3 separate regions of the Homo sapiens genome follow, and all the other regions are linked to region 1. The links are chromatin contacts, found by Hi-C or POLR2A ChIA-PET in ENCODE. All regions are on one chromosome and are shown on one strand. The core of a region is the stretch at or near the end of the contact, and the rest is flanking DNA. Distances in the headings are between cores, read along the strand shown. Region 1 holds the start of SGO2 (shugoshin 2). Region 2 holds the start of FASTKD2 (FAST kinase domains 2). Region 3 holds the start of KLF7 (KLF transcription factor 7).

Region 1 (3,444 bases), core at 385-2,884:
TTCTCCTGCCTCAGCCTCCGGAGTAGCTGGGACTACAGGCGCCCGCCACCACGCCCGGCTAATTTTTTGTATTTTTAGCAGAGACGGGGTTTCACTGTGTTAGCCAGGATGGTCTCGCTCTCCTGACCTCGTGATCCGCCCGCCTCGGCCTTCCAAAGTGCTGGCATTACAGGCGTGAGCCACCGCGCCCGGCTAGCACTTTTTTTTTTAAAGAGGTCTTGGTATTCATGTCTTGATAAATGTTTTAGCATCTCTTCTACCTCTGATTTTCCTGTCTCCCTTTTCTATTTGTTTTGGTTTTGAAGCTGTAACTACAAAATGTGTCCATTGGGAAGAGAGCAATATTAATGTATTTGAACAAAAGGGCCCATTGATTGAAACCATCATAAAAATATATGGGATGCTGTTTAACTCCATTTTACAAATAAGGAAACAGAAGCCCAGAGAGATTAAGTAGTTTGGCCAAGATTAAATAACCATTAAATGGCACAGTCACTACAAGGTTCATTTAAAAAAACATATAACATACATTGAGCATTTAATGTGTCAGGCTGGGTAAACAAGATATAGTGCTAGTTAACTCCTAGGTAAGCATAAATTTCTATAACCAGTATATTACTTTGTAAACCACTGTCTTCTGGAATTTTAGCAGCTGGACAATCAGTAAATACTTTTCTACTTACACAAGATTCATGTAACCAGATCTGTTTGGAGACTGATCGTGATTTATATTAGACTAAAAGATCTTAACTCAAAAGCATGTTTTGCATCATTTGTCTAGATTCTTTAAAGTAAAAATGGAAAGCTGTAATTCTCAAATGTCTTCGAATGAACAAAAAATTGACAAGAATATGAAGCTGACTGCATTACTGTATCATCAATTATTGGAACCTTGATTTAACAAGCTATTTTCATTTTCAGTCCAATGGCATACAAAGAGGAAATTTTATTCTTTGTAGTTTCTCCAAATTCTTTGTAAAAATTATGAAAGTAATTTGCGAAAAATAAGCGAATTGACATGGAATATAAGGTGAATAATACATTTTTAAAATGTAGTTGTGTATAATGGAAAACGTCATTCTTGTATATTCAGCTAAAACAGACCATTAGTGCAAGACCTAAATATTAATGAGATCCGGGGTTTGCAACGAAATGTCATTGCTGCTTTTCCCCCAGAAAGTTAAAAGAAAAACGGGGAGAGCTTTTAAGTGAAAACTAAATGTGCTGGCGTCACACTTGGAAATGCAAGGATGCAGAAGAAATGGTAAGATGTGGGTGGGTAGTATCCCAGTAAACAACATAAACCTTCTAACAGACTTGAGGTGGCTGTCAAGCCTTTCAGACATGTGATTGATAATGAATGTCAGAGGAGAGTTTCCTTTTCCATCAACGCTTCAGGAGACAGCGGACCGCCACCAACACAGGGCGGAAGAGCACCCCTGTCACGCAGACTGTGCCGCCCCCGGCTCGCCTGGGCACGCCCCTTCCTGCCCTAGCAGCGGCGTCCCGCCCTTTCCGCCTTTCACTTCCTAGTAACCGCCCTCCCTTGCTCCATCTTCGCAGGACCCGATTGGCTGATGGGGCAACCGCCAACGGCTGTGGCGTTTAAACCCAAGCCGCAGCCGCTGCTGCTCGCCGAGCTCCCGGAGCTGGGTGGGGGTGCCCCACGCTGAAAGAGAGGTAAGTTAGTGGCCTGCGGCAGTTGACGTGACCGCCCTCTCCCTGTCGGGATCGGTGTCGTTCTTGAGTCGGTTCTCTAGGCGCTGTCCGCCTCGGTCTCCGGCTCGTCTTCCGCCCTCTGTCCTCCGGGATCCGGGACGGCGGCCCCTCTCCGGCTACGAGGGGTTCGTTGACGGAGTCCTGTTTTGGCTTTGAGTCGCTGCCTCTTGTTTCTGAGATTTGAGCGTCCGGCAGGGCGAGCGGGGAGAGCCACCAGTTAGGTCAGCTACTTAAGGGAAGATATTTCTGTCTCTGGGACTGCTCTACTCCCTTGAACAGTTTCTAGGGCATTGTGAGCGCTCAGTACGTGTCTGCGGAATGAATGTTAGGGACTGCGTGCCAAAGTTCTCGAAGGAGCCCTCTCGTTTGGAGAGGCTGGCTGAAGGCGAAGGGGTGATGGAAGACTAGGGAGAACTTGGAACTTAGAACTTGAGCTGCTTGATGTACAGGTAGGATTTCAGTAGAGAATAGGGACAATGATTTTTTAGATGAGGTATCCAATTCAGGAGAATTGGATGTGGAACTGAGTATTTCGTATTTAGAGATAGTCGAGATGCTGGCCGGACAAGTGTCACAGAGTGCTGGTATTGAGTGCTGATAGTTTACCAGGTCCCGTACTAGACACTGTACATACATTGGCTCATTTAGTCCCTACAAGGAGATGCCCTTATTTTTTATGGTTTTATAAATCTGGAAATTGAGACGAAGAGGTGTTGAGATCACATAGCTATGAAACGTTGGAACTGGAGCTCCAACACAGTTGTAATCACTATCATAATGTCTCAGTGTCTATATGGTAAATCACCCTGGAACAGTACCCCAAATGCCTGGTTCTGGCTCCTAAAGTTTCCCTTGGTGAGGTCATTGATGTAGGGGGTTGCAGGGCAGTGTCAAGGAACACTCCCAGATTTCTGGCATGAGGATTTGAATAGGCGATTGACAGTGTCGTTTATTAAATTAAGGAATTGTGTCAGAACCAGCTTATTGGGGAGGGCAGTCCAGCTGTGGTTTCCTAATTAGTAAAGTGAGATTTGATATTCCAGACTGGATTTTTTGGGAGATGAACTAGATTTCTATGTTAGGATCCCTTTCAGGTGTGTGAGATGCAACAGTTTGTGGGGAGTTTCTGTGTTCTACTGTCTTTGAGATAGATAGTGATCTTTGATTTTAAAGTTTCTTCCTGGCAAAACGTTTAAAAGAACTGTTGAGCCTTAATCTTGAAAGGTTTCTGGTTCAACTTATTCCCCATTGCAGAAATTTCTTCTAAAACCATCTTTCCGTTATTTGCTTGACACCTCCCAACATCTGCTTAACACTTTCAAAGGAGACCCATTCCAAGAGTGGGCGGTTTTTCTATTGGAAAGTTCTTCCATTCATTCATAGTCACTTCTTCCACAAATGTTTATCCAGCAGCTGCTATGTGGCAGGCACATTTCTGTACTAAGGTACAGAAGCAAACAAATTTGACAAAAGTTTATGCCCTCATTGAACTTACAATTTAGTAGGAGAAAACAGATAATAAGTTAACTATTTAATTTTATCTTAGACATTGATAAGTTAACGGAGAAAAATAAAACAGAAGGGGAGAATGGGGGTAAGTGTGCAGTTTTTAAGTAGTTTGGACTGGGAAGGCTCACTAAGAAAGTGACATTTTGGCAAATGCTCGAAGGAAGTGAGCAAGCCCTGTGGTCATTTGAAGGAAGAGTTGATACAAAGGGAAGAAGG
Region 2 (3,162 bases), core at 42-2,541, 6.2 Mb after region 1:
TCCTGTGGATGGTAGATGTCAATTGTGTTCAATGCATCAAAGAGATCAAATAAGTCAAAGACTAAACAGCTTCTATAAAAGTCAGTGGTGACTTTGGTGACAGCAGTTTCTGTCAGGAAGCAGAAGTAGAAGCCTTCTTCCAAGACTGATTGGAAGGCAGAACTGGAGATGGAAGAGCAGTCTACTCTTTTAAGAAACTTTACGAGGAGAGGAGGTAGGTACCATGGATTGTTGTAATAAAAGCCTTCTCAGTTGAGTCCTTGCTGTCAACCAGCACTTTCAATCATTCTCTCCGTTGCTGCCAAGACAGGCTTCCTAAAATGCAAACTCATTAAGACTACTCTCCTGCTTAAAATTTTTCTATAATTCCTCATTGCTTTCAGGATACAGTTCAAACACCTTTGCTTGACCTACATGAAATGCAAGGACCTGGCTCCTGCTCCTGTTGTAGCCCCAGGTCCTGTCACGCCCCACATATCCAGATCTTCTGTTAGGCCAGGAAGCTTCCTGCCTCTCTGCTTTTATTTGGAATAGCCTCCTCAGCTCACACCTTCACAACTCAGCTCCTGTAATACCTTCCCCAGCCAGTTCCTTGTGTCCACCTCTCCCTCATCCCCCAAACCCAGATTAGGAGTCTACGCTCCCAGAGGCCTGTGCAGGTCTCCTTCATCGCGTTAATCACACCGTATCAAAAGTACATGTTCTGTGCCCCATGAGACTGAAAGCTCCTCTAAGGCAGGGATATGTTTCCCTCCATTGCATCCCCAGTGTCCCACAATGCTTGGCGCACCGTCACGGTCCAGTAAAAAACTTTGAATAAATCTATAGCAAAGCATGGAGCGGTCCGTATAGAGGCTGCCAAGCCGAGCGGCCATGGGAGGTGAGCTGTTGTCGGCGTTTTGAGCAATCTGCGGGCGGACGCGGGGATCACTCACCCGCGATGACGAATTTGGCCATGGTCGAGAGAGACTCAGAGGCAGGGACCGCGGCTTCGCGGTTTCCTGGCAACCACGCAGCCAAGGGCAAGGCGCAGGCGCACTACAAAGTCTGGCGCCCAGCAGAGGTTAGGTGTTTAAAGTTAGGACCTGAATGGGTTACGTTGCGATACACGATCAAACATCGCCCTTATAAGCTCTGTGGTATCCCCGAGCCCCACTCCTGTATGCAGGGAAATTAGTCATTCTCCTTGGTAAACTTTCTTCAAGTAAGTCCTTCAGCTACAGCCGCGAACATATGCTTTTTGACCTTTGAGGGAATCCGTAAGATCTCGTGAGAAGCGCAGCTTCTCGGGGAAGCTGTCATGGCTGCTCCTGTACGTAGTCACGGTCTTGTGCTCTAAGGTGAGTGGAGGACGAGCTTGGGCTTAGCGGCAGCCCGTATCACATCCTAGACTTTTTACTTCGAGGAGAAGAGTCTCACGAGTTGTCCTGGAAGTAAGTTTAAAGGAGGTGGGTTAATGCTGGGCGGCCCAGCTGCGGAAGGACAGGCTCTTGAAGTTGGTTCTGGGGTCTGGTGAGGCTGGCTGGTTGTATAAGATCTTCCTCTTAAGCGCAGGCCACGTGCAGACATCGCTTTCGTTTTCTGCTTCTTCCACTGAGCCGTTCTACCTGCCCAGGTCCCTATTCTTGATGGTCTGGGTTCGGCCGTTGCTAAATCGTCATGTTGAAAATGATCTATCAGCCGGGCGCGGTGACTCACGCCTTGGGAGGCCGAGGCGGGTGGATTACCTGAGGTCAGGAGTTCAGGACCAGCCTGGCCAACATGGTGAAACTCCGTCTTTACAAAAAATACAAAAATTAGCCGGGCGTGGTGGCATACGCCTGTAATCCCAGCTACTTGGGAGGCTGAGACAGGAGAATTGCTTGAACCTGGGAGGTGGAGGTTGCAGTGAGCCAAGATCGCGCCACTGCACTCTAGCCTGGGGGACATAGCAAGACTTTGTCTCAAAAAAAAAAAAAAAAAAAAAAAAAACAGAGAAGAGAAAAGAAAATGATCTATCAATGCTAATCCCCTAATTTTCACCGAGGACATTTCCATAACAATGCCAACAAAAGTCTCTCCTACAGAGAAAGCTTTATGGAACGCTTTTGCACCAGAAAAATCTCATTAATACAATGACTACTTCCAAAGTGACCTGGCTTCTTTGAAACTGGACACATTGTGGTAGATTGGAGGGAGCCCACATTGGTAAAAAAAACTTTTACTGTTTTATGTAAATGTTTAATGGCTCCATAGGTTCCCCATTTTCTCTTCTGTTAAATGCATTTCATTTCTTTAAGTAAAAGTTTTGTTTTAATTTTTATTCTTTTCATTACTTCTTCCCCTACAGGAAAACGACAGCACGTGTTCTTTTTCACTAGTAGAAGTGACGTTGGTTTCATGTTGACAACTTTGAAGCCATTTGGAAGTGTTTCAGTGGAGAGCAAAATGAATAACAAAGCGGGCTCCTTTTTCTGGAACCTTAGACAATTCAGTACATTAGTTTCAACAAGCAGAACTATGAGGCTATGTTGTTTGGGACTTTGCAAACCAAAAATAGTTCATTCAAACTGGAACATTTTAAATAACTTTCATAACAGAATGCAATCAACTGATATCATTAGATATCTCTTTCAGGATGCATTCATTTTTAAATCAGATGTTGGCTTTCAAACAAAGGGCATAAGCACTCTAACAGCCCTTAGAATTGAAAGACTACTTTATGCTAAAAGACTGTTTTTTGACTCAAAGCAGTCTCTTGTCCCTGTTGATAAATCTGATGATGAATTGAAGAAAGTAAACCTTAATCATGAAGTCTCCAATGAAGATGTTCTTACCAAGGAAACAAAACCAAACCGTATCAGCAGTAGAAAACTGTCTGAGGAATGTAATTCCCTGAGTGATGTGTTAGATGCATTTTCAAAAGCGCCCACATTTCCTAGTAGCAACTATTTCACAGCAATGTGGACAATTGCCAAAAGACTGTCTGATGACCAGAAGCGCTTTGAAAAACGACTGATGTTTAGCCACCCTGCATTTAATCAGCTCTGTGAACATATGATGAGAGAAGCCAAGATCATGCAGTATAAGTACCTACTGTTCAGTCTTCACGCCATAGTGAAGCTTGGAATCCCTCAGAACACTATTTTGGTGCAGACTTTGCTGAGGGTGACCCAGGTAAAA
Region 3 (3,475 bases), core at 899-3,398, 6.6 Mb after region 1:
TGGGCTGACAGTGTGAAATGAAGGCTATTTCAGAAGATTTTGGTTTAATTAGCATTGGAAATAAAAGGAAGAAAAAGATCCAGTGAGACCCTTCATGAGACACACTCTCGTTAAGGATAAGGAAAAGGATGCATTGAAGAAAGACTTTATTCTAAAAATATGTGAACTGTGTATGTGTTTACAGAGAGACAGAGTCAAGCATCTGCTAGCGTCCTTGGACAAGAATGCATGTGTGGACACAGAGACACCAGACGCCAATACCTGGAGGAAAACTCACAGCCTCTGACCAGAAGTGAACTAGCAACAATGGTACAGTTAAAGGATCCGCCTTGCCACTCGGCTCCTTATACCAAAAGCCAAACCTCTTTTGCTAAAGCAGAGACTGTTACATCTCAGCCTCAAGCTGGCAAATCCTGCTTTGGATCCCGGCAGAGGAAATTCAGCCGTTCATTAGCCTTAACAAGCTGCTGTCACTAAGCGAAGAAATTACACGAGCAGCCACACACCGAGCCTCTCACAGCCCTCCCCCCAAGGGCAAGCGGGTTTCTCCAGGACGGACTGTACAAGTTCACACTTCCTATGTGCAAATCCGGACTGTCTTCTTGGACTTTCCATGGTGCACACTGTACAATTTTTAAATACCCGTGTCCCCCCGCCCCCACCCACCATCTTTCCTGCAGAATGTCCCCTCAGCAGCTCCTAATCGCTGCTGAAAAAAACCACTGTTTCCGCAGCAGAGCCAGCACTTTCCACTGACCAGCACTTTCTTTATTCCACTTCACAAAGCCCAGTGAACTTGTCACCAGCCCCACTTCATCCTCCCTGGGACGGCTAGCCAACTTGGCATCGGTGCCCTTCAGCATCCTGGGAGTTTCTTAACTAGTCCTCTAAGACAAAGTCAAAGGCATGGAAGCACACATCAGCCTTTGTCCGAGGTTGTGCTGCCTAACTAGAGAAGGACCCTAAACAAAAAAGAGAAACAAGGACACGCATAGAGGGTGTTCTCTTTCTGGAGGGATCACACTGGGAAAACCTACAATTCATTGTCAGCCTCAGCTACATCTTCCCGTCCTCCTTGAGTATCTTTTGTCAGTGGGCTCTTCTCTCTTTTGCCTACCTTCTAATCTCAAAATCAAGCTCCTATTCTTTATTGACACTCGCTAATTACTGAAAAACACTCCGCTTTGCTCCTGCCCACCCTCCCCCGCCCCCCATCCGATGGTCATAAGCACCAGTTGAAACAGATGAACCTGATTTCAGGTATCAAGTGGGTAGAGCTCATGCATGCGAGAACGTGGTCCCTGTCAGCAATCGCTCCTAACACCCCAAACCACCTTCCCACCCGGCTCCTCCGAACCCCAGAAGTTCGGCAGGTCTCTGATAGGGGACAGCAAACCCGACAACGTGTGCGCAGGGATGTGTGTTGGCGACTGAAACGCAGGCAGCTCGCACCGGCTGCTCAGCTCGGCACTCTACGAGGTTAGGGGTGGGTGGAGAGGTAAGCGCAGATGACTGTTTCAGAAAACATTTTCAACAACAGACAGCCAAAAAGGAAGAAAAAAAAGTCAAACAAACAAACAAAAATTTCAACCCAGAGCCCACACCAACGCAGCCCCTGCGTCTCCGCCGCCACCACACGATTTACACAAGTAATTTAAATCATTCACCTGCTGCCAGGTCTCCTCCAGGGATGGTAAAGCTGAGAAGTAGCCGGTGTCGTGGACAAGTTGTAGCTCCTGGAATATACTATAACTAGCCAACACGTCCATGCTGCTGCTGCCGGGCAAAACGGGAGGCGAAACCCTCCCCCGAACACAGTTGGGGCTGTTTGTTTGTCAGTCTGTCTGGCTCACCCCCCAAGAAGGCAGACATCCAGTGGCCCTTTTGTTTTGTTTTGTTTCAGTCAACTAAAAAGGAAAAAAAAAAATCAATGCAGGAGAGGGAGAGAGGAGGTGAGAGAGGAGCGAGTGAGTGGGGTGGATGGAGAGAGGCATCCAGCGTGTACAGTGCAGACGACTGCCAGGAAAAGGGGACTTCTCCACGGGAGTAACAATTCCCTTCCAGGGCTCTAATCACTCCAGCTCGTGGATCAGGAAGGGGGATGCAAACTCACTGACACGAAGCTGCCATCTATTTCTGCAGCGCTGTTCGCTCCTAATGCAATCTTTGCTCTTTATTTTGGGAGGTTGCATTTTTTTCTCTCGCGATCGCTTCTCTTCCCCCCCCTTCCCTTCCCTCCCCACCCCCCACCCCATCCTTGCTAGTTTGTAGTCTTCCCCCTCCCTTTTCTCCTCCTCCTGCTCTTCCCCCTCCCCAAACTCCCTCCCTCCGTTCGGTTCTCCGCGCAGCCGTGGGATCTCGAGGAGGGCGTCCATTAGGCCGCGTGTGACCATGTAAGGTAAACAGGGGGCTCATGAAGTCACTGAGGACCAATGGGGAGCCCGGAGCAGAGCCTGGGGCGGGGCTTGGCCCTGGCGGCGGGCGCGGATTGGCACGCTGCGGATCTCCCTGCTGCCTTACAAGGCGGTGCGAGGCGAGCTATTTTTAGAGGGCTATATAAGGGGGCTGAGGCGGCCGCCCGGCGGCCGGGCAGCGCGAGCGCAAGGGACAGGGAGGGTCGTGGCGACACTCGCGCCAGCTCCCGGGACGGCTGGGCTCGGGCTGGTCGCCGACCTCCGACCCTCCACTAGATGCCTGGCAGAGCCCGGCGCGTCCGGAGCCCGCGCCCCTCAGAGGGAAGGGGTCGCGCGTCGCCGCGGCGGCCCTGAGGCTGACGGTCGGGAGGTGAAAGGCCGGAGTGCGGGGTCAGGACGCCTCCTGGAGGGGGCGCGGCGCAGGGGGCCGCGGGGAAGCCGCCGAGGGCGCGGAGCGGGAAGGAAGGACAGTGGCCACCCCGCCTCCGCCTGGGCACGGGGCAGGGACCCGCGCGAGGCGGTGCCGGGGAGGTCCTCACGTACTCAAAAACAAGCAGAAAAGGCATCCAGGGCCCCTTCCCGAACTCCCCACGGGCTGCCAGGGTGCAGAGAAGAAGCGCCTGAGGAGGAAGTGCCACACAATGGGAGAGAACAAAGGGGAGCGGAGCGAGACCGCGGCCTGCGCCCGCCCCCCGCTTGCGCACAGTCCCCGCCCCGCCCCGCGGGCGCCGCCGCCGCCGCCCTCCCTCCCGCGCCTCCTTCTGACCCCGAGCGAGAGACCTGGTCGGGAGTCCGGCGGCTAGAGTTGATTGCAAGGGGCCTGTTGCTCGACTGTGCGTTAAAGAGGCTAGAGGGAGCCTAGGTAGACGTGGGGCGCAAGCTGGAGCCGGCAGCTTGCGAGGGGGCCTTTACGTGATGAGGCTCACCATGGGGTCTCCAGCGAGGTGTCTGCAGAGCTTCGATGGTGAGAGGAGGAACTCGATTTCTCGTTTTCTGGAGTTGGGATGTAGACATAGAGAGATCTGTTACATCTGAGATGAAAACCCTGCACAATTCACGTT

Evidence for each region. Hi-C counts contacts between places; a loop is a spot of excess contacts on that map. ChIA-PET counts read pairs that join two places held with the same protein, here RNA polymerase II (POLR2A). Pooled maps may share reads with other maps.
Region 2: a loop to region 1 is called in a map of CD8-positive, alpha-beta T cell, with 15 times the contacts of the local background. The contact joins the promoter of FASTKD2 here to the promoter of SGO2 in region 1. A Hi-C loop is called at or near these places in 2 of 168 maps with a recorded cell type or tissue (CD8-positive, alpha-beta T cell and naive thymus-derived CD4-positive, alpha-beta T cell) and 4 of 50 pooled maps.
Region 3: a map of HepG2 shows a loop between it and region 1 (30-fold over the local background). The contact joins the promoter of KLF7 here to the promoter of SGO2 in region 1. A Hi-C loop is called at or near these places in 1 of 168 maps with a recorded cell type or tissue (HepG2) and 4 of 50 pooled maps. POLR2A ChIA-PET finds 5 or more read pairs at or near these places in 1 of 52 experiments (activated T-cell).

What each region holds. Positions count from the first base shown.
Region 1 is chr2:200,524,573-200,528,016 of GRCh38, forward strand. SGO2 (shugoshin 2) reads left to right here and starts at 1,635. Exons shown (of 9, transcript NM_152524.6): 1 at 1,635-1,680. RefSeq lists a silencer at 1,504-1,553.
Region 2 is chr2:206,764,315-206,767,476 of GRCh38, forward strand. FASTKD2 (FAST kinase domains 2) reads left to right here and starts at 1,292. Exons shown (of 12, transcript NM_001136193.2): 1 at 1,292-1,433; 2 at 2,330-3,156. The coding sequence starts at 2,380. It overlaps MDH1B (malate dehydrogenase 1B), which reads right to left and starts at 1,014. Exons shown (of 12, transcript NM_001039845.3): 1 at 936-1,014. The coding sequence starts at 957. RefSeq lists enhancers at 793-932, 1,183-1,562.
Region 3 is chr2:207,163,800-207,167,274 of GRCh38, forward strand. KLF7 (KLF transcription factor 7) reads right to left here and starts at 2,149. Exons shown (of 4, transcript NM_003709.4): 1 at 1,668-2,149. The coding sequence starts at 1,769. It overlaps MIR7845 (microRNA 7845), which reads left to right and starts at 2,601; the gene lies at 2,601-2,699. RefSeq lists enhancers at 451-1,159, 1,761-1,860, 1,868-2,576, 2,577-3,284, 3,285-3,475 and 1 more and a silencer at 2,351-2,990.